Regions from separate parts of the Homo sapiens genome. Here region 1 is linked to region 2. The links are chromatin contacts, found by Hi-C in ENCODE. All regions are on one chromosome and are shown on one strand. The core of a region is the stretch at or near the end of the contact, and the rest is flanking DNA. Distances in the headings are between cores, read along the strand shown.

Region 1 (2,700 bases), core at 155-2,654, 3.2 Mb after region 2:
GAACTGCCCAGGGCTTGCCAGACACACACCTCAAGTTACCATAGGTCTAGAGTTTAATTACAGATTATGTTTATGAAACATGCTGGCTGGGAAGTCCTCTAAAAGGGAAGAAAGTATTTCAGGTCATACCTAAAGCACTTCTCCTAATGGTGGCTGAAATTCAGACCTTGACATTTTGAAGGCCCACTGATCAGCTGTCCTAGCTGGGCCCCCTTGAATTTTTCTCAAACCTGTCTCTTAATACGTTATTTGGTGTTTTCCATGTTTGCTGTTAGTTATCTCATACCTAAAGGGCTATTATCATTATTAATATTTTTATTTTTTGAGCCAGAGTTTCGCTCTTGTTGCCCATGCTGGAGTGCAATGGCGTGATCTTGGCTCACTGCAACCCCTGCCTCCTGGGTTCAAGTGATTCTCCTGCCTCAGCCTCCCAAATAACTGGGATTACAGGGATGCACCACCACACCCAGCTAATTTTGTATTTTCAGTAGAGATGGGGTTTCACCATGTTGGTCAAGCCGGTCTTGAACTCCTGACCTCAGGTGATCTACCCGCCTCGGCCTCCCAAAGTGCTGGGATTGCAGGCGTGAGCCACCACGCCCAGCCCTATTATTATTTTTGACAACAACAGCAAAGATCTGCCCATCCGACTGCAGGAATTTAATACACAGCCTTTGTCAGTGGTAGAAATTCTATCACTGTATGACTCATGAGTACATAACAATGTGCTATACCATACTTCCTCTTTGAGGGATAAAGCCCCTGCACTCTAAGGGAGGATTTCATTATGCATTTCTCTTATATCACCAGAAAATTATTTAGTGGAAGACAGTTTAATATTTGACAGCTTTGAACCATTTTTTTTTCTCTTTCAACCAGTCTTTTTACATTGTCTGCTTAAAAACAGGAAACCACATATCTCCACCCCAGCACAACCCACCATCCACCAGCACAGACCGTATCATTTTGGATCTACAGTCTTTTTCTTCCAAGCCTGGCCAGGTGCCTGCTCCTACTTTGCAGGAAACCCCTCCAGGCACTCCCGGTGCGTGTTCTCAGAGCCCTTCTGAGAATATTCAGGATTGCACTTCCTGGGCTGCAGCGCACCCTGTACCCTCCTTTTTTAAGCCTCCTCCCCTGAGTCACTGCTACCCTTCCCTCCTCTAACTTCCCCTTCTCTGCAGCCTCCTTAGCAATTTCTTATCATAAAGTTTGTTTTAAAGAAGAACTGCCCCTCTAAAAAAATAATAAACTGTCGAGGGCGGTAGCCCCGTCTAGAGGTTTCCGACTTTGCTCTGTGCCCACCTGAAGCCTCCCCAGCCCGAGGTATTTGAACTTACATTCAGTGCTTCACGTCTCTGTCCGGGGTGCCTCTGTCTCTCAACTCTGACTTCTGAGTACTGGCAGTTAGAACAGGAAGGAAGTCAATGAGAAAAAAAAATGTTTTAGACCTACTTGAAGAGGAAACCCTGGGCTGTCTCAAATCCTGTTCCTTTGCACTGCCTATCTCTTGATCAGCCAACTTGAGCAGCATTCTTGTCAATTAATGGCACATGTGCGAGCATGACAGCCCGTGTGACGTGGAGATGCATGAATGTACACGCAAGAGTGTGGAGCCTATAGCTATGGGTATTATGAATAATTGTGAGGGTATTTCTGATAATCAGGTCATTGCAGTGCATAAGCCTATGGAGGTAAGGAGCCTGAAACCAGTAGCAATAAATTCACATCGGCTTTACTTTGTACCACTCACTTCTGTTCCCACTGGGTCCCCGCCAGCTTCATTATCAACCAGATACGTTGAAAGTTTGCTGGCAGTGAATGTAGAGTGCTAAGAAATGATGATTGTTAACTGCATATACTACGGTCCTAAATTTAAAAATGTGTCCTTAAACAGATTTTTGGAGTTTTGTTGGTTATAATTTCAAGACGTAGCTTTGTATTGCACTACAAACAGTCAAATATTGTTTTTAATAGTTTTGGCTGATTTTTCTTCAAATGAAACAAACAAGCAAGCGAAAGTACTGTCTTTGATGAAACCTAGGAAAGAAATTACAAAAGGAAGTAAAACTTCATTAATTCATAGTCTTCCAACTCAGAATTTGTGACAACTTAACAAGTGCCAAAATAGACTTTGTACCATATTTGAGGAAATGGTTTATGAAGTAATTTAAATGGGAACAAGTCTCGGAGGCCATGTTTAAACCATCTGAGGAACAGTTTTTAAGCAGCCAAGTCACATTCATGCTGTATATTCCCGTAGCTGTTACCAATAATAAATGCTTATTTAGGTTAATATTTCAATATTCAGTATTTACACTACATCAATATATTTAGATCTGACTAAGCACACAAATTTGGAGAAACTGACGTTTATTTTGTTTTCACCTAAATGTACTGCATCTTCTTCATTTCCCTTTGTAAATTGATACCACAGGGTTTGCCTTCTACTTAGAGTCAATGAAATCGGAATAATCAAGGGAGTCATTTCACGTGAGAAGAGATTAGCCTAGAAAAATATGAAAAGGAAAATAGTATATAATTAAAATGAGCAAAAATACTAAAAGCCTAATACCACTTTATTCTATAAATTTTAAAATAGCATAGACAGAATACAGCCCTTGAAACAATGTACATAACTTTATTGTAAAAACAAAGCAAACCCTAATTTACACAGAAGGCAGTAACTTACACATTCTA
Region 2 (2,700 bases), core at 5-2,504:
TCTGAGAGTGGGCTCAATCCAGTACCCAATTCCCCAGCATTTTGCTAGGGGTGCCCTTCTAGGAGCAGGGTCTCACTGCTTTTGGAAGTCTCCAAATAAAAAACCATGGTAATAGAAAGGGCTTGGGTCTGGATAGACGTGAATGGACTTGAATTTCAGGGTTGGCTCTATTAGAGAGATGATTTAACCTCTCTAAGACTCAAGTTTCTAACGACACCTACTAATGAGGGCTTCTTAGAAGTATCAGAGCTCATTTATGTATAGCACCTGGCATAGTGCCTGGCCTGCAGTGGCCAGGTAGCTCACCAAAGCTCCATTTCTGTTTCCGGTTATGGTGAATAGCCTGTTGAGGAGGTGGCTTCCCCATGCAGGAGCCAAGGGAAGCAGACATGTCGTTGTCTGTGTGTTTCATTAAAGAAAGGACCTAGGGTTCTGTCTGTGTATTATTGAGACTAATCTTCCTAAGTCACAATGGAAATAAGCTTTGCTTTCAAACGATCCCCTGTGATTTCCAGGGGCTCAGTTTTGCTCTAGGGCACTCCATCCCAGGACCTTTTCCTACCCACATGTCTCTCCCTCAGTCTGGAACTTTCTTCCCGTTCTCGCCTGAATCTGTGAATCTCCTTCAGCCTTCCCCACTCTTCTAATACCTATCAAGTCCTCCCCTGTCCTTTGCTATCACATCAGTGTTCCAAAAATGGCCTCTCCTCACAGCTGCCTGTGACGTGCAGTGATATCACCAGCAGAGTTGAGACAAGGACAAGGAGAAGAGATTTAATTCTCTGTCAGTGTCTTACAAAGCAGTAATGACTTCTAACAAAGCCGACCAGCCACTAGCATTTTCTACTTTGTTCCCCCTTAAGCCTTCTTTTGGGTGCCTTCACTTTTTACATCCAAATGCTTGAAGCTTTCTACTTTCCCCGCGGCACATGTGGCTGTACGAGGGCCCTGGTTAGCTGCTTCAAACAGCTTGAAGAGCAAAAACAGCCCACAGCAGAACAGCCAGGATGCTTTGGAAGGGAAATTTCCTTTTTGGGTTTGCTGTCTGAAAGAATTTCCGATGCAGGCAGACGTTAATTCCTAGCTCCATGCTTCCTGATAAGGAAGCAGCTTCAATAAATGCAGCTATTTATAGATGTCTTTTTTTTTTTAAGAAAAAAAATATATAACCAGAGGTTTACTGACCTTTTCTTTCACTTCACATTTCATGCAGTGAGCTCTGTGTACATTTAAGGCAGTTCCTCCAGCGTCAGCTCTGACAAAGTGGCCCTGGTTTCGCTGTGGGGGATGGGGAGGGGAGGATGAAGATGGCACGGCCCCTCATTAGTGTCACGGGCTCTCCCTTTCCTCAGAGTTCTGAAGTAGACATTTGGAAACTGTTGACAATGGGTTGTCCCTACCTGGTGCTCTGTGTTATTTATGTGAGCCCAGAGGTGCCCAGCTTTATTCTAGACTCAACACTGAAAGGTTATAGCAGACTAAGAGAACCCTTTAAAAAATAAAAGACGATGAGAACCAGTCCATTTTATGAAACTTGAACAGCAACAGGAAATCAGAAACTTTATTTCCATTTCTTCTTTTCTTCTGTCCGTTGCTTCCTCTTGGATTTTCCCAACCCTCAATACGTCTGTGGTCTTTCTCTCGTCTTGATGGGTTTCCGCAGATTGAGGAGTTCCTGTCCATGAGCTCCACAGTCACCCTTACATGTATCTACCTAATGCTTTCTGGCAGGTGTGATAAAGGTTCAGTGTGTTGGCTTGAATGTGCTTCTCTAAGTTACTTCTCACCTCCTCTGATTATCAGAAAGCATTGGTTGAGCTGAGTATATACAAATACAGCAGTTTCCATGCTCAAATAACTGATATTTTCTCCCATTTTGCTTCATGTGTGAGTTACACCACATTAGTAATTCAAACTTTTGGGGTTTCTGGCAGGATGACCTTGACAACTTCATCAGAGGTAAACGTTAGCAGCGACGTTTAGATGTTGCTGCTTTTGCTGTTGCCATGGGTGGATTCTGATTCTCAGTTGCCTGTACCATGTGTGAGTGTTTTGTGGTTCATTTTTCTGATCTCTTCTGAAGGAGGGGTAGAGCAGGACTTGAGAGATTTAAACTGGCCCTGGCTCTGGCCACATGCTGACTGTAAATTCCCAAGTATAATTAGTCACACTGCCCCAATATTTACTGCCTCCATCTTGGGTGTGTGGACAAAACCCCATTCTTTCAACATTGGTCTCCATTTCTGCTTCCAGCAGATCATGGATACCAGTAGCTCTCAAATGGGGCTGTAAGATTCCAGTAATAGAAATGCAGATGATGGGTACGGATAATGGATAAAGAACTGTAGATGTGGGGTGGATGACGATTGGATACCTAGAAGGGAAAGTTGACTGCACAGGGCTACGCAGTGAATACCCTATTTTACCAGGTCAGCTGAGGCTAAATTCTCTACTTCTGGGGTGGGGGTACTAACTGAAATGGTTCACTGAGGAGGGTGAAGGTTTGTAAGGGAAGATGTAACAATACTTTTTTAAAAGCACCTAGGACAAGTTTTAGGGTGTTGAATAGCACCATTTAAAAATTATAGGGGTATCCAGCAATTTATGGAGCTCTGATTGAGAAGTATCATTGTTAGGATTTTATTACCCATTTGTTTTCCAGAAGTAGCTCATCTTTGCAAATGAGCTTTAGTTTTTTGG

What was found. Hi-C counts contacts between places; a loop is a spot of excess contacts on that map. Pooled maps may share reads with other maps.
Region 1: a map with no recorded cell type shows a loop between it and region 2 (8-fold over the local background). The contact joins the promoter of ARHGDIB here to the enhancer-like site in region 2. A Hi-C loop is called at or near these places in 2 of 37 single-sample maps with no recorded cell type and 2 of 50 pooled maps.

Annotation. Positions count from the first base shown.
Region 1 is chr12:14,960,197-14,962,896 of GRCh38, forward strand. It overlaps ARHGDIB (Rho GDP dissociation inhibitor beta), which reads right to left and starts at 1,405. Exons shown (of 6, transcript NM_001175.7): 1 at 1,341-1,405. RefSeq lists an enhancer at 1,108-1,227.
Region 2 is chr12:11,758,022-11,760,721 of GRCh38, forward strand. The region is part of intron 2 of ETV6 (ETS variant transcription factor 6); the gene reads left to right. Among named protein-coding and RNA genes, the nearest start is that of ETV6, 110 kb to the left of the region's middle. RefSeq lists an enhancer at 605-654. Within about 2 kb of position 1,255, at least 15 of the 41 ENCODE cell types and tissues checked have a DNase peak (open chromatin) inside an H3K27ac peak, as active enhancers do.